Linked DNA regions of Homo sapiens: region 2 is linked to region 1. A link is a loop called in an ENCODE intact Hi-C map of the cell type or tissue named here. Cell type or tissue: mammary epithelial cell. All regions are shown on one strand.

What was found. Peaks named below come from ENCODE experiments on the same cell type or tissue, not always from the same donor. Only the 100,000 strongest peaks of a DNase experiment are listed, where the experiment ranks them.
Region 2: a loop joins it to region 1, with 14 times the contacts of the local background. A loop is called at or near these places in 3 of 110 quality-filtered maps.

What each region holds. Positions count from the first base shown.
Region 1 is chr7:48,295,803-48,303,802 of GRCh38, forward strand. It overlaps ABCA13 (ATP binding cassette subfamily A member 13), which reads left to right. Exons shown (of 62, transcript NM_152701.5): 21 at 1-61; 22 at 1,430-1,509; 23 at 2,564-2,685. Among named protein-coding and RNA genes, the nearest start is that of ABCA13, 130 kb to the left of the region's middle. RefSeq lists an enhancer at 2,473-3,672 and a silencer at 4,020-4,079. In mammary epithelial cell, a CTCF peak has its summit at 3,967 (motif pointing right); DNase peaks (open chromatin) are centred at 3,179 and 4,019; H3K27ac peaks cover 1,336 bases.
Region 2 is chr7:48,420,392-48,428,391 of GRCh38, forward strand. It overlaps ABCA13 (ATP binding cassette subfamily A member 13), which reads left to right. Exons shown (of 62, transcript NM_152701.5): 42 at 7,375-7,480. Among named protein-coding and RNA genes, the nearest start is that of ABCA13, 250 kb to the left of the region's middle. In mammary epithelial cell, a CTCF peak has its summit at 4,570 (motif pointing right); DNase peaks (open chromatin) are centred at 1,140, 7,020 and 7,520; H3K27ac peaks cover 1,915 bases.

The DNA.
Region 1 (8,000 bases):
CCACTGGCCAGGACTGCACAAGCCAGCCGAGGCTGGAGACGGTGCAGCAGCACTTGTACATGTATGCTCTGATATTCTTTCATGCCCTCCCCAGTACTTCCATTCATAGAGAGGATGTCTAGGACTCTTTAAAATGTGAATTTCAGACAGTGGTCTGTATAATATACTCTTAATGTGCATATTAATATATATTTTCCAAACATCAAAGTTTTCCATGACAATTTTTGAGTGGTAAAATGTAACAGCAGCATTAATCAGAAGGCTAACTTTATTGGCGATAAAGATATTAGATATAAGAATGTAATCCACAACGCTTGGTGGCAAATGCCTGTAATCCCCTCTAATGGGAGGCTGATGTGGGAGAATCGCTTGAGGCTAGGAATTTGAGACCAACCTGGGCAACATAGCAAGACCCTGTCTCTAAAAAATAAAAGCAACAACAAAAAAATTAGCAGGATTTGGTGCTGTGCATTTATGGTCCCAACCACATAGGAGGCTGAGGCAGGAGGGTTGCTTGACCCCAGGAGTTCAAGGCTGCAGTGAGCAGTGATTGTGCTACTGCACTCCAGCCTGGCTGACAGATAAAGGGCCTGTCTCATAAATTAAATAAATAAATGAATAAATTTCTGTTTGAACAGCAAATATTTTTCTTTTCTTTTCTCTTTTTTTTTTTTTGAGATGGAGTCTCGCTCTGTTGCCCAGGCTGGAGTGCAGTGGCGCGATCTCGGCTCACTGCAAGCTCCACCTCCCGGGTTCACGCCATTCTCCCTCCTCAGCCTCCTGAGTAGCTGGGACTACAGGCACCCGCCACCATGCCCGGCTAATTTTGTTTTTTTATTTTAATAGAGATGGGGTTTCACCGTGTTAGCCAGGATGGTCTCCATCTCCTGACCTCATGATCCGCCCCCTTCGGCCTCCCAAAGTGCTGGGATTACAGGCTGAGCCACCGCACCCGGTCGCAAATATTTTTCAAATTACCTTCATGTTTGATCAATTTTGCTTAGTGTTCTGAAAGTGTAAAGCACCAGAAGGGGAAATAAGGAACTTTAAATTCTGCAAGTGACTTTTTCACTGAAAGAATGATGTTCATCTGACCCTGGCTATCCTAATTTCTCGTACGTTCCATGATCTATCCTATCTATTCTCTTCACAGTTGTGAAAAGCCATTTATTATGCATCCTCATTCCCCTGGTTCATCTCGGTTGGCAGGAGCTCTGAGAAAGAAATACTGGAGTGTGGGTAGTATTAATGGATATTCACATACAGATGGTATTGGGAGACATGTGGGTCTAATTGTTGCAGGAACTTTATGGAAATGTGATCTTGTTATCCAGTCCATCTCTTGGGAGCTGAGGCAGTATTATTCATTCCAACACTGTTTCTGATGTTTTAGCTTGCCTAATTTAGCTTTAATTTTCTGCCATTTTAGGTTGGCCAAAAGCCTCGAGGAAACTTGGTCATCAGGGAATCCCATCATGACTTTTCTCAGCAATTTCACAGTAACTGAGGGTAAGTATGTGGTTTTCCAAGTTTGCTTGATTAAAAATTAAATTTAGTTTCTCATGCAAATATATTATTAAAATAAAACATACAACAGAAAATTTATGCTATATGTGATACATAATCATTTACAACTTGGCTGGTATGATGTATTTGGCATTTATAAAGAAAGTCCTGAAATCCTAGGGTACCATGTTGAAGCAGAGGAACAAAGAGAAGCTTCTGTGGTCTGGATTTTGCTCTGGCCTTGCCTCCTCGGACAAGCAATTGATGTCTGTGTGTCTCTGTTTCCTTGGCTGTTCACTCTGTCAACTCATGAAGCTTCTTGTAGCATTAACATGCCATGTCTGAAGAATTCTGGCAAATACTTAAATGATCCCTCTCTTCTTAAAAAAGTGAGATGAGTAGATGCATGTATACAAGTGAGTTTCTTATAGCACTTGGTCACTGCTCCCTAAGAAGAAGCTCTTTCTTTCTTTCTTTCTTTTTTTTTTTTTGTGTCTCACTCTGTCACCCAGCTGGAGTACAGTGGCGTGATCTCGGCTCACTGCAACCTCCGCCTCCTGGGTTCAAGCGATTCTCCTGCCTCAGCCTCCTGAGTAGCTGGGATTACAGGGATGTGCCACCATGCCCGGCTATTTTTTTTTTTTTTTTTGTATTTTTAGTAGAGACAGGGTTTCACCATGTTGGTCAGGCTGGTCTCGAACTCCTGACCTTTGATCTGCCCACCTCGGCCTCCCAAAGTGCTGGGATTACAGGTGTGAGCCACCACACCCAGCCAGAAGAAACTCTTTCTAAAGTAAATGTTCTTAAAACATACAGGCCTTAGAGAGAGTAGACCAGTAACCAGAAAATACCACAGAACCTGGCATTTTGGTTTATTGTCATATAAATTATTTAAGTTATTCCCAGGGGAGTAAGGTATGACTTTATTTAGTGATTTATGGGTTGAATGGTGTGAAAGAAACTATCCTAGCCAGGTTGTAATATCAAATTTTGTTTTCGCAGTCAGTAATGATCTAAACCTTTATTACACAAATTTCTTATTTTCCTTACTTTGCAGATGTAAAAATAAAAGATTTGATGAAGAATATCACCAAGTTGACTGAGGAGCTTCGCTCTTCCATCCAAATCTCGAATGAGACTATCCATAGCATTCTAGAAGCAAATATTTCCCACTCCAAGGTGTGGTGCTGTTTCTTGTCTGTCTGTTTTGCTCATGGAAGGAGCCTTAGCCTGAAGTCACTGGCACTGTGTTGTCCTTTCTTCCTTCTTGCCTTCCTCTCCTTTGGCTAGTGTAGTGGGTTGCTGCACAAATGATATAATTGGAGGCAGAAAGGAAACAAGAGAACAAGCAAGGAACCAAAGGGTGTCATTGTCCCATGCCAAAATCTTAGGGTTTTTAATTCCATAATATTTTCTTTATTTGGAGTTAGAACAAAGTTGGTGATTATTTATTCTGTTGATTTCCAGCCCTGATGCATGACACCTGGGAAGGGTCTCGGCTTGATTCAGCAGGTGTTGCAAAATTCTTAAAATACCCAAAACCAAAAACAGCTAAAAATATCTTAAGAATCAACTATGACTTCCTCTGAGTGGAGAGTGACTGGGCACAGTCTGACTATGTGCTACCGTAGTGAATCACTGTGAACGCAAATGAGTAATGGCAGGCTGTGTCATCTCCAAGCTGAAAAATGTGATAAAACAATCAAAGAGCTACTGCAACAAACCAAGGGATGAGTAACACATACGGGCCACATGGGGTATGGTTTCTCTGTGGAAAAGGGGAACGGGGACATCTCATGTTTTCCACAGCAGATATCACCTGGATCCTTAGCAGGAGATTTTCTGAGACAGCTTTCAGCACTTCTAGTTGGGGTTTTATCTTCCTGTACAGAGAACCTTCCAGAAGTAGTAACCGTGGAGCTGACTCGTAAGTGAACGTTGCAATTGACCATCAACTGGGCCCCAACACACGTTTAATATCATGTCAATTCTGGTTAATTGGGGCTTATTGCAAGCTTGACGGGTGGACTAATGAAGAATTAATCTAAATTAAAAAGAGATTAGAAGCTGGGAAACCAAAATTCAAATGACAGTGTCACCAAGTTACTTATAATAAGGCACTTAGTATTTATCTTCAAGGAAAAATGTCAAATTCAGCTTATTAAACATGCAAGAGCCAAGGAAAGCAGGGGGCAGTGCTGAAATTGTCTCTTCCCTACCTCGCATGATGCCTTATAGAGAAACAATGAAGATTTTTGGTTTAAAATCTTTAGTTATTGAAACGAGTAATAGGGGAAAGAAGCAGTGGAAGGAGTAATCGGAGCAGCTACCTGGGAATGTTTTAAGACCAGGGTCAGATTAGCTAACTTCTGGGGTCCCTTTCAAATTCAGTTTTATGATACTTTTTGGGTTTGGGCTCAACTGTTTTTGATGACCACTGCCTGATGAAACAAGTGGCCACTGGGTGTCACTGCTGTTCTATTATGGGAGGGCTGTGCACAGAGAAGGCTCCTGTGGTAATGTGGTATTGTCTTGTGTAGATGGTTCTGTAGTGCTTTTTTTGCACTCTGTGTATCTTTCTCTACCTCTTTGTCAGTATGAATCATTATGATCGCCTAAACAGCTGGACAGTTAAGTAATTGGGAGGAGTATTTAAAAAGTTGCATTCTTGCGTTTCAAATAAGTAATGAGATTATTTGCTTTGATGGTTAAGTATATCCATAAATGCACATGTATCTACAGATCCTAGGCAAGGAATTAACATTAGGTTAGGAGGTGACACTTTGGATACTTGTTTTTTCTAGATTGTCAGGTTTTTAGCAGCACCATATTATTTCTAGTATCCTTTTCTTATCTTTCTTCCTGGGTTTCTCTACCATAGCTTTAGTCAGTTTGCAAATAATCACATCAGATTCTTAGTCCAGGCTGTTGGTGGCATGCAGGGAATACTCTTCAGTGGTGCTAAAGCCCTGGCAAAATTGCAGAAATCTTCATTCATTCATTTCTTCCTTTATTCACTTAGGAGGTTTCTGCATGACAGGCATGGTCCCAAAAACTTGGGCTCAAAGCCCGTGCTCCAAGGGAGCCAATGTTCTGTGGGGGATGACACAGTAAATATGCAAACAAAAGAAGGTCAGTGTTAAGAGACCAGAAAGTTCTATCATGCAAATAGAACACAACAATGAGGACAGGTGGTCCCTGGAAGCCTCCCTGAATCGGTGAAGATGGATGTCAGACTGGAATGATGATCTGCATATGAAGAGCTATATGAGAGTCACAGAGCTGGGGCATTTCTGTCAAAAGACCAGAGACAGGAGTGAGCAGAAGGAGGCAAATGCAGCAGATGCATGGATACCATCTCATTTTTCTTTCCTGCCCTCTTCCCTGGCTGCAGAGAACCTGCCATGGGCACCCACCCATGGGAATTTCCTTTTTCTTGCAGAGCTCTATTCTCTAATATCAGCATCACCCAATTAAAACCACAAATCACAGGGGCTTCCTGGACACTGGAGCCCATCTAGCCCAGCCTTCTGTCCTGGGTTTGCATCCTGTCCACCTGCCCTGTGAAGCACCCATCCACTTCATGCTGTGTTCCTATGTTTTAGGCACATGTTCAAATCAACAATGACTTCCTTCTTTGTGTTGGGCCAAATTTTTATTCTTTTAAAATTAGCAATGAGGCCAAAGTGTCAGGACCCAAATAGATTGAGAGAGCAATCAAAAGTCGGCCCTCTGTCCCTTTATTTTCTGTGGTAAACAATTAGGCAGAGTTCAGAGGACTTTTGCTTGGAAGATGAATATTTTTTCACAGTCCTCAGTGGATTCATTCTCCCCGCGCCACAAATCTTAAGGAGGAAGGGAGAGGGCATTCCCTGAAAGTTCCAATCTCTTCTGGGAGGCTCCTTCAAATGGAAAGGTATTCTGAATTTTTTTTCTTTCTGTTTCTTTTGAGCAGAAATGATTGAGTTTGGTGAATCTGGTCAAATTTCCTTATCTCACTTGGGGCCGGTCCTGGGGGCTGGTTCTGTCGGTTGCGACATTAACAGAGCTGCTGGGCATAATTTATGGAGAGGGAGAGATTCCTTTTAGGAGTTTGGAAACATTACACATTCCACTTGTTTTAATACATGAAGTTTGTTTCCTGGAAAGCTCCAACAGATAGTTCTTGGTGAAACTCATTTCAGAGCAGACACTGGTCAAAATTTGCTCATTCTTTTTTTTTTTTCTTTCTCTGAAGACAAAAAGTAATTAATGTGTGACTAGAGTTATGGGTTTCTGGGATCATGAGAAGTTTGGCCTGAAGTTTCCTGGAAGACACCATCTGTCATGTGCAGAGTCTCATTCTAGAGAAAGTCCTTCCTAGGCCTTAGACTGCTTGTCTGGCTCTGTCACCACATCAGGAGATTGGGGTTTGTGGTCCTTGTAATCCAGGATTCACAGAATGAAGTGCACACACCCATCCACCACCATCTCATTCTCTGGTGTTCTTAGAGTAGGGCTTTTCTCTTTGATTTGTTTGATTTGTTGTCCTACCAGAGTATTCTCAGTAAATGTGGTAGGTTCTCATTAAACATTCACTAAAATAAAGTGAAATTCCAGCTACTCTCCTTCCATTAAGTCAGCTAGCGTTTCTTAGGTTTATGAAAGCCACGTTACCTTATTTGCTCATTAGGAATTCTGAGAAATGAGTATTGTGCTAAGGGCATTTGTGTCTCATTTAACTCCCTCTGAGCAGGGCATTTCTCTTCTTTCACAGATGAATGTGATGCTGTGGAAGTCACAGCTGGGAGAGGGCCTGAAATCAAACCCACGTCTTTGAACTTGAACTGTGTTATTCTTCCATCACATGATGTTATTGCTTCAATTTGTTACAAATTAATAGTTCTAAGAAAATTACTGCTTGCCGATGGGTTTCCTCTTCTCCTACTTGCACTTATGTAAATATTTTTAAACCTTAATTCCCCAATTGGCATTGATCTCTGCAAAAATGCTTCTTGCTAATTTTGGCAAAATATTTTTTCCTTTTTATTTTTAAAAATTAAACTTTTATTTTAGGCTTAGGGGTGCATATGCTGGTTTGTTATATAGGTAAACTCGTGTCAGGGGGTTTGTAGTACAGATTATTTCATCACCCAGGTATTAAGCCTAGTATCCAATAGTTATTTTTTCTGATTCTCTCCCTCCTTCCAACCTCCACCCTCAAATAGGCCCCAGTGTGCTTTGTTCCCCTCTTTGTAGCCATGTGTTCTCATTATTTAGCTCCAACTTATATGTGAGAATTTGCAGTATTTCATTTTCTGTTCCTGTGTTCATTTGCTGACGATAATGGCCTCCAGCTCCATCCATGTCCCTCCAAAGGACATGACCTTGTTCTTTTTATGGCTGCATAGTATTCCATGGTGTATATGTACCATATTTTCTTTGTCCAGTTTGCCCTTGATGGGCATTTAGGTTGGTTTCATGTCCTTGCTATTGTGAATAGTGCTGCAATGAACATACATGTGTAGGTATCCTCATGGTAGAATGATTTATATTCCTTTGGGTATACAGCCAGTAATGGGTCAAATGGTAGTTCTCTTTCTAGTTCTGTGAGGAATCGCCACACTGGTTTCCACAATGGTTGAACTAATTTACATTCTCACCAGGAGTGTATAAATGTTCCCTTTTCTCTGCAACCTCATCAGAATCGGTTACTTTTTTGACTTTTTAGTAATAATCATTCTAATTGGTGTGAGATGGCATCTCATTGTGGTTTTGATTTGCATGTCTCTAATGATCAGTAATATTGAGATTTTTTTCATATGCTTGTTGGCTGCATGTATGTTTTCTTCTGAAAAGTGTCTGTTCATGTCCTTTGCCCACTTTTTAATGAGGTTGTTTGTTTTTTTCTTGTAAATTTTTTTTAAGTTCTTTATAGATACTGGATATTAGACCTTTGTCAGATGCATATTTTGCAAAACCTCCCGTTCTGTAGATTGTCTGTATACTCTGTTGATAGTTTCTTTTGCTGTGCGTAAGCTTTTTAGTTTAATTAGGTCCCATTTTTCAATTTTTGCTTTTCTTGAGTTTGCTTCTGGCATCTTCATCATGAAGTCTTTGCCCATTCCTATGTCCAGAATAGTATTACCTAGGTTGTCTTCCAGGGTTTTTATAGTTTTGGGTTTTACATTTAAATCTTTAACCCATCTTGAGTTGATTTTTGTATAGCATAAGGAAGAAGCCCAGTTTCAATCTTCTGCACATGGCTAGCCAGTTATCTCAGCACCATTTATTGAATAGGGAATCTTTCCCTATTGCTTGTTTTTGTCAGGTTTGTCGAAGATCAGATAGTTATAGGTTTACGGCCTTATTTCTGGACTCTATTTTCTATTAGTTCCATAGGTCTATGTGTCTGTTTTTGTGCCAGTACCATGCTGTTTTGGTTAATTGGATATTCTTTCAAGGTGTTTTTTGATATCAAATTCTGATACTTTAATTTGCAAAGTATCATTTTT
Region 2 (8,000 bases), 120 kb after region 1:
ACCATAGAGAGTTAGAAGACTTGGCTTTGCATATGGAATATATTTTCGGCAATCTCTGAAGCCAAGACAAAACTTTCTGGCATAATGCAAACAGAGTAAATTTTTGCAGTGTATTTTTTAATAGTTTTGAAGTTTTTAGTAATGTTTTAGAAATGCTGGTGAGCCTGCCTGAGATGTGAAGTTTCTTTCCTTCCAGCTTGCTAAATACTGATTAGTGGGTTCCCTTTGTACCTTTGCCAAGGAGGTTCTGGATGCTAGTTCCTTGGGTGCATGAACTCAGCTGCCCCATCCTACACAGCATTAAGAGGTAAAGCCTGGGCCTCAGATGTAGGGCTTGATCTTTTTTTTTTTTTTTGACTTTTTTTTAGAACAATTTTTAAGAAAAAAGAATTGCTGTAAAATCTTTGCCCATTTAAGTTTCAATTGTGCCCCTCATGTCCCTAAGAGCAAAAGGATCCAGTCCAGGATCACGAGCTGCACTCAGTTGCAGGCCTCTTTAGTCACTGTCAATCTGCAAGAATTCCTCAGTTTCCTTGACTTTCATGACCTCAATATTTTTGAAGAGTCCAGACCACGTATTTTGCACAATGAGCCTCAATATGGGTTTGCCCTATTTTGCTGTGATTGGTCAGGTTATGCATTTTTAGTTGGCATATTCCAGGGGTGATGCTGTGTCCCACTGCTCCTGGCTGCCTGCTACACAAGGCTGATCTGTCCCATGGCTAGTGAGGTGATCTTTTTTCCCAGGTAAAGTGGAAAGTGGTGTCTGCCAGGCTTTCCCACTCTTAAGTTAATTTCCTTTTCTCTCTCTTTTTTTTTTTGAGGATATATTTTGAGAATCTGTAAATTCCACTTTTCTTACCCACCTGTTTTTGCATCTTCTGATGTTCCTTGCCAGAATTAAAAATTATTACTATGGCACTTGCCAAGTGGCGATTTTTCTAATTCCATCATTCCTTCCATGTGTTTTAGTTGGCATTGTCCAGTAAGAAAGAACTCTCTCTTTACCCCATTGACCTATTTATATAAGGAACCACTCATAGCATTCTATTCTACTCAATGAGTTACAATTCAGTAGGGTCATTATTTACTTTGAGGCTCATGTCATACCAAGTTGAGCCAGTGGGAGGTCCTTCAAGCTGGTTTTTGTGCCTTTTAACTCATGCCTCCCATTCTTTGAGCATTTTCCTGCTTCCTGACAAAACAAGATGTTCTAGGATTGCCATTCTTTCCCAGCCCTGGCTCTAGAATCAGCCATTTCTCCAAGAAATCCTGGCTGCTCAATACGCTCATGGTGATTGGGGTGTTGCTGCTCTGAGGTTCCCTCATGGATAAAGTAAAAGATCCACCTCTATTTTTGCTTCTCTTTCTGCCTATAAATACAAAACTAGGAGTTCAACTCCACATCTCTAATTCCAATCCAATTACACAGCATTCATTTAGTGTTTCCTCTTGCCTTATTTGTACCGCCCTTCACTGATAATGAGAAACTCGACTTACTCATTCTTATGCTACCTTTTCCCTTAGTCCTCCTGTGTGCAGCTCATCTTCCAAGGCCTCCACACTGCTTTGCTGCTCTGCTCACATGCTGTCTTGTGTGAACCTGCCCCACTTCAGCTGCCACTTTCTGTTGGCCCCAAACCCTAATCTGGTGTCTTTCTTACAAAAAAAAAAAAAAAAAAAAAAAAAAAAAGAAAAAAGGAAAGAAGGAAGAAAGAGGGAGGAAGGAAGAGAAGGAAGCAGGTACTTTTTTGAGAGACCCTGTTCCCTTTTTCTTTCATGTGACATCCTGTTTGTTGTTGTTTTTTTCTTTTTTTTCTTTTTTCCTAAAGAACAATACATTCAGTATTTTGAGGATTCTTCATTTGGGGGCTAAGGTCTTCTTAACTTAGAACAGTCTCATGGTCTAAGCATTTATGCAGACAGCCTGCTGTCTTGTTAACACTGACTGTGCTATCAGCCCTTTGACTGGAGTGCTGTGACCCATTCTTTGCATTCTGTTTATAACAAGGTGTTATAGGATGTCACAGAGCCTGAGTGTGAACTAGAATTGACTTTTTATAACTTATGTCTTTTAATCTTCCCCTTGTACGAATAAGCAAACTGAGAGACCAAGAGACCAAAAAGGTAATGAGCTGACCAAAATCAGACATTGAATTTTTTTTCATTTTGTGTTGGACTCCAAAATTTTCTACTCTACTTACCAACGTCTCCTGTTCTGTAGTCTCCAGGGACACCTCAAATCAACAGCCCTTGTTTCAAAGGTGTGTTGATGGTGTGATAGTTCTAGGACAGGCTGGATAATGGTCCCCCAGCGACGTCCACGTCCTTATCACTGAAGCCTGTAAGTGTTACCCATATGGGACTGTGGCAGGAGATATCCCAAATTATCTGGGTGGACTTGATGTAATCAAAAGGATACATCAAAGGGGGATCGAGGAAGGTCAGAGAGGAAGAAGGTGATGTTATGATGAGGCAGCAGTTGGAGAGATGAGCTTTAAAGATGGAGGCTGGGGCCATTGGCCAAACAATATTGGCAGCCACTAGAAGTTGGGAAAGTCCAGGGAGTATATTATCCCTTGATTTTAGCCCAGGAAGGCCCATATTAGGCTTCTGACCCCCAGAACTGTAAGATACTAAATACATTGTCTTAAGCCACCACATTTGTGGTAATTTGTTACAGCAGTGATAGGAAATTCATACAAGCTCCTGTAAAATAACAAATCTTGCTGCATGCATTGTGTTAGCATGTCAGGGGACAGCCCTGCCCAAGATCCCATATTTAGAGAGCAGTTGCTAGTACCTCTAGTGTTTCGTATCATCTAAGTTGTCCATGTGTTTTCATCTTCTGCTTCCTTAAAAAACAATCACTTTGGGGAAACAGAAAGAGTACATCTTATGTGACATGTAGGTCAAGTTTGGAAATTCTTCCTCTGCTCAAGTCATCACTCAGCTGGGTTCCATTGTCCTTGTCTTACAAAAATTTGGTCAGCTTCAAAAATTTCTCTAGCATCTAAGCAAAAAAGTACCTTGCACTGACCATCTCCAGGACACAATCCATCAAACTGACACTTTAAGTGTAGATCATATCTGGGGTCTCATGCTGCTTGACAACACCCTTTAAACAGAGAACCCAAAAGGATGGGGCATAGGACTCATGGCTGAGGGACTGATAGCACAATCAGTGTAGAGATGACACTGGGCTGTCATAAATGCCTAGACCTCAAAGCTCTTTTAAATTAAGGAGATGTAGATCCCCAAATGAAGAATCCCAAAACTTTTGAATTTACTGTCCCTTGAAAAGAAAGAGTGGATACACCATAGGCATTGCTTTTAAAGCATATTTTTGTTACATTTTAAATTACTTTCATGCTAGTTAGTGTCCTTTAGACATAATTTCATCATGTCTTATTTTATTCTTATTTACTTTGTGTGATGAATTTACCTAAAAATTAATGACTAGTTTGACCAACTTGATTGTCCTTTGACTTGAGAAGCTTGTAATTTCAGTGAAATTCAAAACATTAGATAAGATTGAAAAGAATATTCTACTTCTTTTGTATGAAAGTGGGAAGGTGTAGGTCTTATTTGGTCCATTTGAATTGGCTTATGGCCTATATTCAGTTACAATGATAGAAAATACCACCAAAAGAGGAGGAAGACATATGTATAAATAATGTCATTCCATACTAAATGCACAAACGCAGCATTCTTCTTAAATTGGAAAGTGTAGCCAGGACATTAGATGTTTAGCCTGCATTCACTTCCTGTGCAGTTGCCTAACCTTTATTTCTATCTCTTTTGGAAGATTGTTTATATGTTTTGATCAGGACTTTTATACTCTTAATAAGAATATTTTTGCAGTATTTTGCATCTCCTCATAATTGTTGAAATGAAAGAGAGTTTACGTTTCTTTATTTGAATTACTTTAAAAAACTTGAAGAACACCTTTCGGTATAAATAGTGATTTAAATATTGCTGGAAAGTATGTATCAGATAAGAAGGAATACAGTGAGAACTCAGTTAACATTGTTGATGGGTTCTTGGAAACTAAGACTTTAAGCAAAACAACTTTTTTTCCCTCATCAACATTATAACAAAATGGCGTTGAATGAGATGACATTATTTGAGGACCTGCTGTATGTCCTTTTGCTGAAAGTTGCAGTTGTGAACAACAACTTACTGATGACGCTAAGTGAGGACTTACTGTAAAATGATGTAATGTGGAAATTCTATGTCCAGAATTCAGTGAAATGTTAGGAGCCTTCTTGTAAGTTTTCTTTCATTAAATCCCTGGGTAATGTTCTATTCTGGATGTTAGGGTTACCTGAAATACTTGCCAAGGGGAGTTTTACAGTTGCTGTCTGTGTGATTCAGTGTGAGAATTATAATGCAAAATAACAAAGGCAAAGTCTGCCATCAAGACTCCAAATCTTTGATTACAGTGATCAGTGTCATATTGCTTTTGAAAAGAGTAACCTTTATTTGCCCTCTCTGTTAATTGGGCTACTTTGACATTTTGTCAAAATCTCAGAGCCTCCCGGACAGCCTGCCTGCAGTTAAGGTGAGTTGCCACTTGATGGCACGCATAACATTCTGATGGTCTTAGGCTTGCCTTTCACTGTTCATAGGCAAAGTTCCAGAATTTTCAGACACATTGTACCCAGATACTTAGTGCCGTACCATAATTGATTGTATCTCCTGCTGATCTGTGAGATTATTGAGGGCAAAAACTCTGTCCTTATTCTGTTTCCTCCTCTAACACACACATGCCCACAAATGTGTGCATTCAAACATGTGCATATACATTCACACATGTTCATACACACTCACACACACACACCCTCCTCCCCGCCACATACAACTATGGCCTTTTATGAGAGGGGCTAGAAAAGGAAAATTTAAAAAGGACAGATGAATATTGTTATCAATAATGCCTTAGTTATCAAGGTATGCTTCATATAATCATAGTTAAATATGACCATTAAATGAAAATTCCATTTAGAATAAGATATAAAGGAAAATCTTTAGTCAATGAATAATTCTTGATTTTCACTATTTCTATTGTTTCCTATTTAATTCCCTATAAATGCACTAGGTGAAGACTTACTGCACTAAGCCTCAGTGCCCTCATCTTAAGCAAGGATAATAGTACTCATCTCATCAGATTGATCTGAGAATTACATGATGAAACATAGCACATACACCCTACTACACTTACTCATCCTTATCTAGCTACTGTTGAGACCAGACATTGCCAGCATGCTACATGCCAGGCATCGTTTTTATAACTTTATATATAAATGCATTTATTGCTTGCAACAATCCTATAATATGTCTTATTTATTTATTTATTTATTTATTTTTTCGAGATGGAGTCTCGCTGTCGCCCAGGTTGGAGTGCAGTGGCGCAATCTCGGCTCACTGCAGGCTCCGCCCCCTGGGGTTCACGCCATTCTCCTGCCTCAGCCTCCGGAGTAGCTGGGACTACAGGCGCCCGCCACCTCGCCCGGCTAATTTTTTGTATTTTTAGTAGAGACGAGGTTTCACTGTGTTAGCCAGGATGGTCTCGATCTCCTGACCTCGTGATCCGCCCGCCTCGGCCTCCCAAAGTGCTGGGATTACAGGCGTGAGCCACCGCGCCCGGCCTCTTATTTATTACCATTTATCATGTGAGGAAACTAAGTTAAAGAGTGGTAAAATAATGTGTTCAAGGTCACATGGCTGGCGCACACTCAGAAATGTTATTAATCATTCTTCTTCTTATTATTATTTGCAATAGTAGTGAGGTTTACAGCTTTTCCTTGGAGTCTTACTGAGAATCAGCAAAGTGTTATCTTTCACATGAAGGTAGCTGCATCTGACCTTTCACTAGTGCTACTCATGCAGATTTTGCTCAGTAGGATTCCATGCAAACTAATTAACCACGTGCGGAGATATTGCATGCCTCTCCTGAAGGCTTGCTTGCTCATGGCTTCTTCTTTCTGGTGCCTTCCCCCATCTTTCCCTGTGGTTAGGGGCTCCTCAGGAACATCTAGAGACAGTCAATCCCTTTTTGCTTGTTTAGAGGAATCAGAATGGTGAGGTTGTGTAGAGAAATCAGAAGTGAGGCAGGGTGCTCAGTGTGGGCTGAGATCTGTATATGCAGGTATAGGACTTCACTACCCAGGGCATTGGGTGGGAGGTACCAGCTGGATGGACAGTGACGCTGGCCCAGCAGGAGTCACTTGGAGAGGGGCCAGGGCCAGGGACCAATATCTCTATGGATACGTGCAGAGGAAGGGGTGATGGAAGCACCTGCACAGATGATGCTAAGGGAGAGAGTGGCAATGCACAGTGCCTAGCTTTGTGCATGGCCCACAGAGAACGTTCAGGAAACCTTGGCTAACCACATGAATAATAGAAGACTTACTGCATGCTTCCAGAGTCTGTGCCTGGCACTTTACAGCCATCATCTACTGAACTTTAAATACTGTGATCATCATCTCTGTTTTATTAATACAACGAGGCAGCCAACACTCTGCGTGGTGCAGTCCTATGCCTGCAGACAGAGCCGGCCCACATCTTGCCAAGAGTGGAACTCCAGCAGTTAGGACTGTGCTGCTGCAGGGCGATGTCTCCTTGACTTGTATGCTTCTCGTGAATTGCCCAATGTTTATTTTAGAGATTCTCTTTCCATCACTCCATAAATCCCTGCCAGCGATCCAGGTGCAGCTCAAGGCCCTCGATGTCTCCACCCCACCTCATTTCCCTTTGTGTCTGCTTGCACTTCTGCTTTCTCACCTTATTTTTGCTACTTTAGTCATAGTATTTGGCTTTGAATAAACTGAGGTTGGACTTCTGCCTCCACTACTAACCAAGAAATGACTTCAAGCAAGTTATTTGATTAACTACCTTAGTGACATCATATATCATAGCCCATGGAAAGCATACATTTAATGGGGATTTTTATGTATGAGATCCCATCTACTGTAAGTAAACTGAGCATTGCAATTTTATTGTCTGATTCACCTCTGAATTCCTAAGATGCTGGTACAGTGAGTCACAAACTTAAGTTGAATTGGATACACTGTGTTGCTATCTGTCCCCTCCCTGCCTACCACTGCCTATGCATTTGACCAGCCTCCACTAGCCCGTGAGGGTCTGGGAGTTCACAGTCAAGTTTCATTCATCTTTGCATCCTATGGGTAGCCTGTTTTGCTGAGACCTAGGTAGTCTTAGAGTTATGCCAATTAAATGGATGGCTAAATGAAATATATGGGGTGTGTTTGGCATATGTTGTCACAACCGGATTAGGCAATTGAGGCAGAAGAAAAGAAATGCGATGTGTATAGAAACATAAAATAATACATGGCGTTTTTTTTTCTCCGAAAGGTGTTTTTGATGCTTTTGCAAGATTCCAACAAGAAATCTCACATTGCCCTGGGGACTGAGTCAGAGCTGCAGAACCACAGGCCTACAGGACATCTGTCTGGCTACTGTAAGTACAGAATGGCTTCCTGCATTTCTGCTGGAGGAACAATGACACCAGCCTTATTCAACATCCCTTGTTTTAAAAGTTGTATAGCAAGGTTCTGAAGTTAGTGAGGAGATGTGAGTGTATAGTGAGGGGGCAAGTAAATACAGGTCAGAGGCAAAAAAAACGTTGAGTTTTATCCTGGCTTGAAAAAAAAAAACTGTGTGTTTATGGGACACATTTATCTTTTCTTCAGGACTTGACTTAGTATATAAAAAATTTCTCAATGTATACAGTTAGAATAATGACCATCATTCATCTTATTTTACCTTCATCACAAACAAACTGATCTGGCCTACCTGCGTGGTGTGCCTCTTATGTGCAGGCACCCTCCTGGTAATGGATTTGCATGGTTTAACAAAGCCCCGGATGTGGGCTTTGCCTTCATGCGACCTCTGTCCCTTTGGGACCAAATCATGGCTTCAGCTTTTGTATGCAGCCTCCTTTATAGGCTTTAATGATTGAACAGAATCCAGATTTGGTA